2 separate regions of the Homo sapiens genome follow, and region 2 is linked to region 1. A link is an interaction called in ENCODE POLR2A ChIA-PET data of the cell type or tissue named here. Cell type or tissue: PC-3. All regions are shown on one strand. Each heading gives the region's core, and the rest is flanking DNA. Links, peaks and the distances in the headings are about the cores only.

What was found. Peaks named below come from ENCODE experiments on the same cell type or tissue, not always from the same donor. Only the 100,000 strongest peaks of a DNase experiment are listed, where the experiment ranks them.
Region 2: POLR2A ChIA-PET joins it to region 1 with 7 read pairs; 1 of 35 experiments calls an interaction of 5 or more read pairs at or near these places.

What each region holds. Positions count from the first base shown.
Region 1 is chr5:177,354,355-177,362,538 of GRCh38, reverse strand. It overlaps RGS14 (regulator of G protein signaling 14), which reads right to left and starts at 4,615. Exons shown (of 15, transcript NM_006480.5): 1 at 4,470-4,615. The coding sequence starts at 4,514. RefSeq lists enhancers at 490-639, 4,063-4,563, 4,692-4,741 and a silencer at 4,362-4,591. In PC-3, for the core only: no CTCF peak of the experiment used is centred there; a DNase peak (open chromatin) is centred at 4,678; H3K4me3 peaks cover 1,431 bases.
Region 2 is chr5:176,625,684-176,630,333 of GRCh38, reverse strand. SNCB (synuclein beta) reads left to right here. Exons shown (of 6, transcript NM_003085.5): 1 at 1-54; 2 at 671-800; 3 at 3,573-3,614; 4 at 3,818-3,936. The coding sequence starts at 680. It overlaps MIR4281 (microRNA 4281), which reads left to right and starts at 834; the gene lies at 834-895. In PC-3, for the core only: no CTCF peak of the experiment used is centred there; no DNase peak of the experiment used is centred there; H3K4me3 peaks cover 710 bases; H3K27me3 peaks cover 678 bases.

The sequences.
Region 1 (8,184 bases), core at 3,735-6,234:
AGTCGTCCCCAAACACCAGGCCCCTTGAATGCCCCTTCCCACCACGTGCTTATCCACCCATGTCCCGGCCTCTCTCCCTGCCAGTCTGGTCACCCCTGGAGTGCTGGCCTGGTTGGTGGGAGGGGTCAGATCTGAACTCCCTCCTCAAGAAGCACCGTCTTTGCCTCGTGCTCCCAAGCAGCCATCAGGACCCTGGCCTTGGCACCCCTTCACTAGGGACTCTCAGCCCCTGAATGCCACCTGTAGCTCTCCATCCTGAGCCTCTCTTGCCCTGACAGTTGTTGATAGCATAGCTGGAGCTGAAATTGAGTAGGGACAGAAATCTGGAGATGGGTGGGAGTGGGGGTGGAATCCAATTCCAGCTCTGCTATTCGGGAACAAGTAACTTCTCTGAGCTTCAGTTTTCCCTGGGTAGCATGGGGCTCAGCACTCCCAATTTCCTGAGGCTGCTGTGAAGCTTGAATGAGGCCCCATGAGTGAAAGCACCAGGCATGCCACAATCAGAGCAGCACCCCACAGCGGAGTGAGGTGCAGGTGTGCAGGGGCCCTGCAGGGGCTCTGGCCTGCCCTGGCTGCCACTGCAGGGCCTGGGGAAGTTGTGTTGAGCAGGGCTGGCCTCCCCTGCTTCAGCCTGCTTGAGAAGAAGTGGTGAGTGAATGGAGAAAAAGGGGAAGAAAGGGCAAGGAAGGGTGTGGTGGCCAGTGACACACGGACCCAGGCTTGGACCTCGGCCGGTCATATTTTTTTCTTAGGAATTTGGTCCTGGGGGAGCTGCTGGCACCTGAAAATGCTAAGGTGAGAGTAAGGCCCCAATTTCCTGAGCTTTGACTGTGTGGCAGGCACCCTCTGGCAGCACACATTCATGTCCTCCCTCCATCTTTACGGGTATCTTGTGTGGCAGGTATTATTACCCCCATTTTACAGATGAGGAAACTGAGGCCCAAAGAAGCCATGCAGCTGAGATGTGGCAGAACTGAGATTAGAACTCAAGTTTGCCTGATTCTGGAGCCTGAGGCCTCCCCACCCTCTACCCAAGCTGACTCCCTTTGTGGACCAAGGAAGCTTGGAGGCCCAGGGCCTCAGCCCTTGGGGCACAGGTGGGCAAGTCTAATCTGGCATGACCTGCTCAGGGGCTCCTCTTGAACTGTGCCCTCTAGAGGGATCAGACCTTGAAGGAGGGCCAATTTTCTGAGCATCTTCTATGCTGGGCACCCTCTACCATCCTCTTGAGGATTTCATCCTAGCTTGAGGGGCTGCAAGACCCTGTCTGGAGATGTCCACACAGAATCTGGGTGTCTGGTCCCTTCAACTTGAACCAGCCTGTGGAGATGACCCCTGGCCTTGCCCCTGTATAAGGCCACCCTGAACTCGAGTGCCCTGAGCTGGACGCGAGGGACAAAGAGAGAGCTGCATGGGCTTTGCCTTGCAGGTCTTCCTGCCAGGAGGGGAAGACTAACTAGGCCCTCTGACAGGACAGGACAGGCTAACTGCCCCTCCAGGCTTAACTCTCAGCCTCCCCTAGGGCCCTGTCCCTGTGTTTGCCCACAGCCAGGCCTATGCCGTGCCCTCCCTCCTCCAGCTTGCAGACCCTTTAGGGACCGTCTCCTACAACACGGTGCATGGAGCTAGTGGAGAGTCTTGCTCTGTCGCCAGGCTGGAGTGCAGTAGCACGAACTCGGCTCACTGCAACCTCTGCCTCCCAGGTTCAAGCAATTCTCCTGCCTTAGCCTCCCAAGTAGCTGGGACTACAGGCACATACCACCACGCCCAGCTAATTTTTTGTATCTTTAGTAGAGAAGGGGTTTCACCATATTGGCCAGGATGGTCTCGATCTCTTGGCCTCATGATCTGCCCGCCTCGGCCTCCTAAAGTGCTGGGATTAGAGGCGTGAGCAACTGTGCCTGCCTCCTCTCTCCCTCCTTCCCTCCCTCCCTCCCTTCCTTCCATCTTTTTTTTTTTTTTTTTTTTTTTTAATATAGGATCTTGCTCTTTCACCCAGACTGCAGTGCAGTCTGAGTGTGATCACAGCTCACTGCAGCCTTTACCTCCTGGGGTCAAACGATCCTCCCACCTCAGTTTCCCAGTAGCTGGGACTACAGGTGCATACCACCATGCCCAGCTAATTAAAAAGAAGATGGGTCCTCACTATGTTGCCCAGGCTGGTCTCAAACTCCTGGGCTCAAGCGATCCTCCTGCATTGGCCTTCCAAAGTGCTGGGATTCCAGGCTTGAGCCACTGCCTGGTATTTTCACCTGTGTCTTTTGTGCCTTGCCAGACTAGGGGGCAGGGACTAGGGCTGATGGGCCTGGGTCGGGAGTGTCTAGGATAGGGGCAGTGGCAGCACCAAGCAGGCACTAAGGAGGGGTTGTTGAATGAATGAGTGAATAAGTACATGAACAAATGAAAAGGTAAAGAGGCTGTGTGAAGACATCCCTAGGAAGGGGGCTGGGAGATGTCTCCAAGTGACAGGTTTCCTTGCAACTGCCTGACAAGCTGAATGGCAGAGAGGCAAGGCTGACAACTGAAGCTTCCACAGCAGGGAATGATGGTGGTGAGAGGAGAGGTAGGGGAGGACTGGGGCCAGGCAGTTCTGGGGGTTCAGATGCTGACGCTCTACTCTCTGGCTGACCTCGGCACAGCATTTACTTCTCTGAGCCTCCCTTGGGAGGTAACTCATGGAGGGACCAGACATACCTGTCCCCCAGGCGCCCCTCCATCCACATCCGCACCTCAGATCCCAGTGCCTGTCTGGCCCTCCCTGCCCTAGCTGTGCAGGGCCACGGGAAGCTACTCAGTGACCAGCAGGCAGCCAATCTGTGACCCTCGGGATTCTAAGAGGTGGCACAGAGAGTTTGGAACAGGCCCAGGAAGGGCAAAGATAAACCTGTGTGTGACAGTTCTGAGAGGAGCCGGGGCGTCTGTGGGCTTGATGGAACTGGGGGCAGACCTTGGGGCACCCTCCCTGCTCTAGGTGACTTTTGAGTAGAGAAGTCACAGGCTGACACAGAAGGGGCAGGGGCTGGGTCTGTCTCTGGGCCCCCTCTGCTGCCCTGTAGTTCTAGGCACTGTCCCAGAAGCATCAATCCAGTTGCCCTCCCAGGGTGGGCCTGGGGTTAGCCTCCTTGGCTTCCTGGCCCGGTCGCCTAGGCAAGGACGAGCGAAGTGTCATGCCTGTGACATGGGAATGCAAGGGAGGTGGGTTTTCTTTTTGCACTTTCGTTGTGGGGTCGGTACTGCAGACAGTGAGATGGGGGGCTGAGCTGGCTTTGAAGGGTGGCCTCTCTCCCAGCCGGCCAGCCCGGGGCTGGGCAGGAAAGAGATGCTGGAAGAAGAAGAGGTAGAGGCAGGTTTTGGGAACTAAGGGGCAGGAGTGGTGATGGGGCTGCCTCAGCTTCTTGGTGAGGCAGGAGATCTTTGAATTGGGGCTGAAAATGTAGGGGGCACTGGGCTGACAATTATGCAGCCCCCACAATGGGTCAAAGGCCTCATATGCATTATTTCACTCTATCATCTCAACAAGCCTTGAAATTCATTCCAACCTCCTCATTTTAGGGATGAGGAAACTGAGAGCTGGCGAGGACCCTCCCTCCAGTAAGAGAGAATAGAACCAGGACTGGAACCCAGGTCTCTATAGAGCCACTGGCTTTGGCCCGTGATACTAGGCTGGGGCCTGGTGGTGGGCCAGGACACTGGCCTTCCTGAGGTTGTTAAGAGGGACTCTTCCAAGTGAGGGGGGAACCCTAGGGAGAGAAGGGAGGCCCAGCACAGCTTGCCCCATCTGCTGAATGAATGAGAAGAGCCAGATCCTCTGAGGGCAGCTCTGATCTGGGGCTAAGCAGCCAGGGAGAGGGTTAAGGGGTGGGGCAGCTGCAGCCAGGGGGATCTTAGTGCTCAGCCCTTCCTGGAAGCTCAGGAATAGAACAGGCAGAAGCTGCATCAACCTAGTCTGACCCTGCTGCCCCATCCCGGGCTGCCCAAACAATGCTAGTTCTGGCAGGAAGCCTCTGGAGTAGCTCCGGCTGGAGGACACCGACCCAGCAAGAGCTGCCACTAACATGACCTTGGGCACCTGGAGCAGGGGGTGAGGAGGGGAGGACTCAGGCTGAGCGGGATGTAGGGGCTTGAGCCACTGTGGGGATGGGCAGGGGGCAAGGAGCACATCGAGTGTCCCTGAGACCCTGGGATGCAGCCCCAGATGCAGCAGGTGAGGGAGTGGTGGGGGCTGGACCAGAAGCCTGTGCCCGCTCTGGCCTCACTGCCAGGGTTGTACCAGGCTCCCGGCTGGGCCATCTGGAAGGGTCTAGGGGTGAGAGCACCAGGTCCTACCACCTGCTGCTGTCTGTACCCAACTTCTCTCGCCTGCTGGCAGCCCGTGGGCTCTTGCCTGGCCCTGCCGGGTGTGCCTCCTGGGCTCCACCCTGGGTGTGCCCACCCCCTCCTCGTGGCCCTGGCCCGGAGCCCACACTCACCATGCGCCCGTTGGGGACGCCCAGGTGCTTGGGCTTCCCTGGCATGCCGCTGCCGATCAGGGGTCCCCGCCGCGGGGGCTGCCCACCATGGGGACTGTGGGCAGCGCCGGCCAGAGCTTGCACGGTGGCGGGCAGGCAGTGGAGAGAGCCTGACTCGGCTCCTGCGGGCCCTCACATCCTGAAACACCGCTCACTACCTCTTTTCTCTGCCACAGGAAGTGTCTCTATAGAAACCAAACCACAGAAAGAAGCAAGGTCTAAGAGAGCGAACGCCTCTTCCTACACACACACGCGCACACACACACACGTTCACGCACACACACGCCACCAACACACTCCTGGCAGCATCCCGCACGGGCACCAACACAAGGCAGAGGCTTCCGTGTGCCCAGCAAGGAGCCCAGCCTGGTCTGGCCAGGACCAGGGAGCTCTAAGTTCATGCCTGGGCTCACAGCACACGAGTAAACATACCTAGGCACCTTTGTCCACCCTGGGGGCGTTCCTGTGGACATGCACACACGTGCACTGGGACCTGTGTATCCACACGTGTACTTTACTCGGCACACACTTACCTCATACCTACTGTGTGCCAGACAAACATGTGCTCAGTACCCCTCTCCCCGGCAGCTGCACATATGCAGGGTACCTCTAGCCCCAGACACCTACAGGCTCCTTCCATGCATGTGGCCAGGTGTGCAGACAGATGGATAACTTGCCCGCATGGCTGTGCACACACAGACATTCAGGTATGCGTGTCATAAACACATGGGCTCTCCCTTACAAGGGGGACTTGGGTGTATAGTCATGTGCATGCACAGTCCCCTGAAGAGGTGCATGTGACAGGCACACCTGAACATAGGACATATGTATTCCGACACTCCAGTGACATATGTGTAAGCAGATATGATGCACACGCTCACCTACCTAGGTAGGGGACTGGATCACCTATATCTGTGGCCAAAGACTTGAGCGCATTCATACTCACTCAGAAATCCTGCCTTAGTCAACTCAGGCTGCTATAGCAAAAATACCATAGACCAGGTGGGTTAAACAACAAATAAGTATTTCTCACACTTCTGGAGGCTGAGATGTCCAAGGGCAAGCCGCTGGCACATCTGGTATCTAGAGAGGGCCCTCTTCCTGGTTTGCAGACAGCTGTCTTTTTGCCATGCCCTCACGATAGCAAGTGGAGATAAAGGAAGCCAGCTCCCTCCTGTCTCTTTTTATAAGGGCACTAATTCCTAATCCCACCCTAAGGGGTTCTCTTTCATGACCCAATTACCTCTCAAAGGCCCTGTCTCCAAATAACACCTTGCAGGTTAGTGTTTCAACGTATGAATTTTGGGGGATATAAACTTAATTTGATAGCATGTAGTGTTGGCTGAAGGGTGGGCATCCTGCCCTCGGCCCTGACCTGGCCCCAGATGAACTCCAGTTTTAAAAATTTTAGCTAGGGTCCTTGGTTTGCCTCTTTCTCACACATGCGTGTCCCCACTGCAAGGACTTATATTTTCTTCTAAGCGTGGGCTCACTAAGACCCCTCAACTTGCCCACCATTCTGATTTGAGCTCCTCTTTCTCTCTTTTTCTTTCTTTTCTTTTCTTTACTTTTTTTTTTTTTTTTTTGAGACAGAGTCCTGCTCTGTTACTCACCCAGGCTGGAGTGTAGTGGCAGGATCTAGGCTCACTGCAGCCCTGACCTCCTGGGCTCAAGCAATCCTCCCACCTCAGCCTTCCAAGTAGCTGGGACCACAGGTGCATGTCAACGTGACTGTGTAATTTTTTTTTTTGTAGAGATGTCTCCTATGTTGCCCAGACTGGTCTCAAACTCCTGGGCTCAAGCAATCCACCCACCTTAGCCTCCCAAAGTGCTGGGATTACAAGTGTGAGCCATCGTGTCCAGCCTCAGCTAGTCTTTCTGCAGGGACAAGGTGATAGCCACTTCTCCATATTCTACCCTCTGCCCCACTGCCCCTTCTAGGGCTGTGACCTGAACTCTTCAGTGGCAGAAACTGAATAGCTCTTCACCACAAATTCATGTCCTTTTTTCCTGGGCACGTGGCTAACTTTACTTTCCCAGGTTCCCTTGCAGTCAGATGTGGACATGTGACCACTTCTTGCCAATTGAAAATGTGTGGGATGACATGTGTCATTTTTGAGCCAAGGCTTTGAAGAAGTAAGTGTGTGCCCTGCACCCTCCCTCTTTCTCCTTCAGCTGGATGGATAGAGAAGATGAGGAGGCCCAGGGGATTGTGGAACCACAAGAAGGAAAAAGCAGGGTCTGTGTATCAGTGCCTGAAGGCAAGCCACCCATCAACCTGGAAACCAGCTTCAGACCATTATGTAAGTGGGAAGTAAAATTTTTTGAGCCTCCTGACAGATGCACAAACCTTGTAAAAATAGTTAAAAAAAAAAGAAACATCAAAAAAATTTTCAGGTCATTATATACATTAGGGCCTATTTGTTATAGCAGCTAGCACTGCCCTAGTTAACACACTTCTTCTCCCAGCACTGCCTCACCTCTCTCCAGACACCTTGCTTCAGGCCACACAGACAGAGAGATTCAGTCAGACTTGATGTGTGAAAGGGGTTACGGTGGAGGTTGCTTTTGGGCCTGGACCATTGCCAATGGTGGTCTTAATAAGGTGTGTGACTGTTTCAATGTGCCTGTGGGGGTTGTAGGGTGTGTGATATGGGTGAAGACTTCCTGTCTGCTGTGCCATGGATCTGGGCCATTTCCTAGGTGGCTTTACAGTCCTAGTCCTCACAACCACTTTGTGAATGGTGCTTATTATTACCATTTCACAGATCAGGAAACTGAGGCTCAGAGAGAAGTGAGTTGCCCAAGGCTATACATCCTCTTAGAGATCTGCTAAGCTGTGAGTGTGCTTGGGGTGCCTGGAACTGGGCTTTGGCCACCACAGATGCCCACAGCTCATCTTCTTCCTGCCAAAGGACAGTCACAGTCTCTGCCTGGGACTCCCTTTGAAGTTCATACTCTCCTGCAGAGACACCTCTTCCCTTCTCTCCACCATGGATGCCAGTTCTAGCTCTGACCACATCTTCACCACAGCTAGCCCTGGCTGTTCCCATCTCTTAGCCCTTATCTAGTCTTCTCCATGCCATGAGAGTGGTGGAGTACCTCCACCCACAAAGCACCATCCTCGACTTCTCCCTTCCTGGCTGCCCACAGGGCATCAGTTCCTGATTTAGTCTCTGGCTGGGACTTCAGATCCTTCTTCTCTGTGAAGACCTCCTTGGCTTAGGCCTCACCCTCTCTCCCCCGATCATGATGAATCCAGTCTCCCTATTATCCCCGCTCCAATCTCTTCTCCTCACCATAGCTAGAGGAATCCACATTGGTCACTCCCATGCTTAGAAATATCCCATTGAGTTCTGGGAAAAGGCCATGTTCCTTACTTGGGAATTGAAGGCCCTTTGAGTTTTGGCTTCAGCTCCCCCGCAGCCCCCAACTCCAACTTCTCAGCCATTCCAAACTACTTGTATTTCATCTGCTCTCACACATCCCTCCCTAGATTGCAGCTCCTCTTCTCTCTGCTGAGAATGCCTTTACCTTTCCCGGAAAACTCCTACTCATTCTTCATGACCCAATTCCAGGTTCTAGAACAAATATTCATTCTTTCACCAGTTACTTATTAATCACCTCCTATGTGACAAGCACTATTCTAGATGCCAGGGATTCAGTAGTGACCATA
Region 2 (4,650 bases), core at 1-2,500, 730 kb after region 1:
CGCGTCCGCCCGCCGCAGCCGCCGCTCCATCCCCAGCCCCGGCCCCGCATCCAGGTGAGGCGGCCGCGCGCCGGGGATGGGGAACGGGATGAGGATGGAGAGGGGACTGGGGCGACAGGAGGGAGCTGGGGAAGGGGATGGAAAATGGAGGGAGACCCGGGGGATGCGCGTCAGTGTGCACCCCGGAGTATGTGAGTATGCTCCGGTGTTTGCAGCTGCCCGGGCGGCTGTGGGGACGTGTGTCCGCGCCCATGTGGGTCGGGGTATTCGTGCGCGTTGGAGCGTCTGCGTGTCCTGTGTGTGCACGTGAGCTTGTCCGTGGTGTATGTTTGTGTGCATGACCGTGTGACTGTGCCGTGCGTGTACAGGCGGGTCCTGGATATTCGCGCCGAACCCAGCACTCCGGTTCGACGGGGCTGCAGTTTGCAGGGCCCGGATAACCGAGGCAGTGGCCCCTCCCGCGTCCCCAGGTTTCAAGGACGCTAGGACTCTCCGCGGCCCTGAGGCTTCGCACTGGGGAGTGGGGTGGGATGGGGGGAAAGCGGGAGGGGGCTCAGGGTCCAGAAGGGCGCCGCGGTCTCGGGAGTAGGGGGGCATCTGCGTCCCGCGGGAGGGGCTGGGGTGAGAGTGCGGGGCCAGTGCACCGGTGCCCGTGTATCGCCCTCCCCAGGCCGCCAGGATGGACGTGTTCATGAAGGGCCTGTCCATGGCCAAGGAGGGCGTTGTGGCAGCCGCGGAGAAAACCAAGCAGGGGGTCACCGAGGCGGCGGAGAAGACCAAGGAGGGCGTCCTCTACGTCGGTGGGTAAGGGGCGGGGTTTCTGGGGCTGCAGGGCTGGGGGTCCCCCGACAGTGTGGAGCTGGGGCCGGGTCCCGGGGAGGGGGGTTCTGGGCAGGAGAATATGAGTCAGCAGATGGGGCGAGGTCAGCAGGGGTCATAGGGGACATAGCCAGCCCATAGAAGCCTGGGTCTGTATCCGGAAATGGGGACACGGGGCGGGCTGATGAGGTGGGGGGCTCCAGCTGAAAGGCCAGGGACCAGTGCAGTGATGAAAGCAGACAGCCTCCTTTTTCTTATCTTTTTTACCATTATTAATAGTTATCTGGTGTTGAACACTTTCTGTATGCCAAGTACTGGGTAAAATGTCATAACATCCATTTCCTCATGTAATGCTTCGGCCCATTCTACAGGTAAGGGAAACTGGGCTTCCCAGAGATCTAAGTACCTTGCCCAAGGTCAGCAGCTGGTAAATGCTGAAGCTGGGGTTTGAACGGAGCTTTATAGATTCTGAAGCCCCACCCCTCCCCTTGTGGCGCCTCCCTCCAGCACCTCCAAGGCCGAGTTGAGTTGCGTTCCAGGTCCACCTGCATCACAACTCTTGTGGTTTTACCTTTGCCAGCTCTCTTCCCCGTCCACTTTCCTTGCAACCACTGGCTGGTATCAGAAGAAAGGCCAGGGTTGGATAACTTGCCCAGGGTCGTGGCATATTTGGATTGTGGCCATTTGAAAAATATTTTGTGTCCACTTACTATGTGCCAGGCATCCTGCAGATGCTGGGGTTTCACAGTGAACAGGAAAGAATGGTTCCTGATCTCCTGATGGTGATACAGAGCATTTCAGCAGTGCGAGTTGACATCCAGTGGCTCCCTGAAGAGAATGCCTCATCCCTGAGTAATAAGAGGGGGGCAGGGCTGCAGAAAAGCCAGGTGCAAAGGCCCTGGGGTGAGCTGGGGGCAGGGCAGGAAGTAGTGGTAGGAGGTGAGGTCAGAGCGATGGGCAGGAGACAGTTCACGAGGGCCCTTTGCAGGCCAGGGCAAAACGTTGTTATCATGGCCACGAGAGACTGTAAGCAAGGGACTGCCATGATGTGATTAGTTTAGAACGGTCACTTGGGCCTCTGGGGACAGAAAAACTGCAGGGAGGCCTGATGAGGCCACAGGATGAGGGTGGCAGGGGCGAGGGTGGTGGCAATGGAGACCGGGAGAAGGCTAAAGTGCATGGCTGCTTGATCCCAGCTCTGGCCTCCCTCCTGCCTCCTCCCCAGGGTCTTTCATTCCTGCTGGCCTCTGGCTCTCTGACACTCTCTCTCTGATAATAGACTTGGCCCCTCCAAGCCATGCTGCTCTTCCCCTTAGATTGGCACTTCCTGCTCCTGCCTCTGCCTGGGAGCCCCTGATGGACCCCAGTTCCTACAAGTTAAAGCCTCGGCTCCCTGTACCCTGGCATTCAGTGCCCTTCATGGTCCTGCCTCAGTCTACATTTCCCACCACACCCATGGCTCCTGGCACATGGACTGTCCTGAAAGCACATTGCTCTGCCTTGTCTGTGTGGGTCCCTGGGCCTGGGATACCCTCTGCAGTCTCCTTTCTGATGTCCATCTGTTCCCCATTTCTCAAGGCCTAGGCAGTGTCCCTTCCCTCCTCACATAGTCAGTCCTTGGAGGCTGGAAGTCCTCTCCCCACTACTTGAGGTCCAGGAACTGAATCTGTTCTTCTCTTACCCACTTCAGACAGTGAGCGATTGGCCCAGGGCCTGGCACAGAGTAGGTGGAAGCTGATGTTTTGTGGGAGGAGTGAAAGGGGAGCATGCAGCCTGCCCCTCCTGTCTCTGGGTGCTGGTTGGCCTTCGCCCTGAGAACCCTGTCTTCCCACACCAGCCTCTTCCCCCACCCCCCCGCCGGGCTCAGTCTGCCTAGACACCCAGTTCTGGCTCCATCACTGTTGTCTGTGTTGCCAAATTGTCAGACGGGATACTCCCCACCCCGTTTCCGTCTCTCATCCTCCAGCCCAGATCAGGCCCTCTGGCCTTCCCAGCGGCCCCCAGACATTTTGAAGTTATCAAGTTGCTACCCTCCGAGGAAGGCCCAGCCAATGCCACGGGTGCCAGTTACAATCTGCACATCACCTTTAGACCCACCCTGAGCCTGACACCCCCTACTTTGGCCAGAAGAAGGGGTTTGCACCCTCGCTAGGAGAAGAGAATCTTTAGAGGAAATGGAGTGGGGCAGTGGGCTATGGGCAGTGGTGCATGGGGCACGAGGGGAACCTTTCAAAATACATGGCTTTGTGGCCTCCCAGCTCCACCCCTACTCCCACCCCCACCTGCCTCCTATCCTGGGCTACGTGCTGTGAGAGTGGTTGGTAGCTAAAGTTTTAGGGTCAGAAAGGCCTGAACTTGAATGTCAGTTCAGCCACTTCCTAGTGGTGGAACCCACACTGAGCTTCCATCCGTGAAACGGGGACAATAACAGCACCCGCCTCCCAGGGCTGGGGAAAAGTGAAGTGCAGCGGGGCAGGCAGAGGACTTGACACAGCACTGGCCCTCAGCCAACATCCACTAGAGGGGTGGGGTATCGCATCAGGTGGGAGAGAACTGCAACCCTTGCAGACAGAGGTGTGGGGCCCAGTGCAGTGATAAGACGGGGGTTAACATGGGGGTGCAGGTTGTAGGATGTGGGGACCCAAGGAGGCAGTGACGGGGCCAGGATGCCCACTCTGTAATCACCATGCTGTGCTGGAGTTTCTGTTCCCTCAGCGCAGAGTCCTTAAATGTGCCGCTTTTTCTCCCTGCAGGAAGCAAGACCCGAGAAGGTGTGGTACAAGGTGTGGCTTCAGGTACTAGCCCAGCCCTGGCACCAGCCCTTCTCTCACTTAGGCGGATGATCTGGCCGGGAACCAGAGGGCGGGGGCGGGGGAGACTCCCAAGGCTTCTGCGGGAATGCTCCGTGGGGAGGGCAGGCCCTGGGATACTACAAGGCAGGGCATCGGTGTTTCCCCCTGGCTCCCAAACCCCTTCCTCAACCCCCTCCCTGCTCCAGTGGCTGAAAAAACCAAGGAACAGGCCTCACATCTGGGAGGAGCTGTGTTCTCTGGGGCAGGGAACATCGCAGCAGCCACAGGACTGGTGAAGAGGGAGGAATTCCCTACTGATCTGAAGGTAAGCGATCCTTCTGACCCGCACATGCAGGCAAACACACACACACACACACACACACACACCAGGCACACAAATAAACCTGTCACCATCCCCGCCCCCCTAATCCTGCCACCAGCTTGGAACACAAGCCACTTTGCCTCCCATCCTGCAGGCCCGTGCTAGACTCAGCTCAGAATGCATCTGAATAAAGGCGTGCATGGGTGTGACGCTCCCGGTGATGGGGACCCAGACCTGGCTGTCTGCGTGTATCCTGCTTGCCAGCGTGACCCAGATGACTTCTGGCCACGTCTGCATGTGTCAATGATTGTTCATTCATTTCTTTTCATTCAACAAATATCCATGCCAGAGAGGAATTGTTGTAGAGGCTGCCGCAGTGAATAGGTTCCTACGTTCCTGCAGCTGACATTGTAGTGGGAGAAGATAGTAAAACGCAAGCCAGCAGGCAGGATGCTTTCCGCGGGGATAAGTGCTACAGAGAAAAGACAGAGAGGGCGATGGGACAGACAGGCAAGGGGTGAGAGGGCTATTTTGGCTGGGAAGACTTCTCTGAGGAAGAACCATTTGAGCTGACACCCAAGGGATGAGAGAGGCAGCCTTGAGATGTGTGGGAAGCGAATTTCAGGCTGTAGGAACAGCAAGTACCAAGGCCCTGAGGCAGGTTGGAGCAGGTGGGAGCTGTGCTGGGGTGGGTGTGATCTGTGCAGTTGTGTTTCC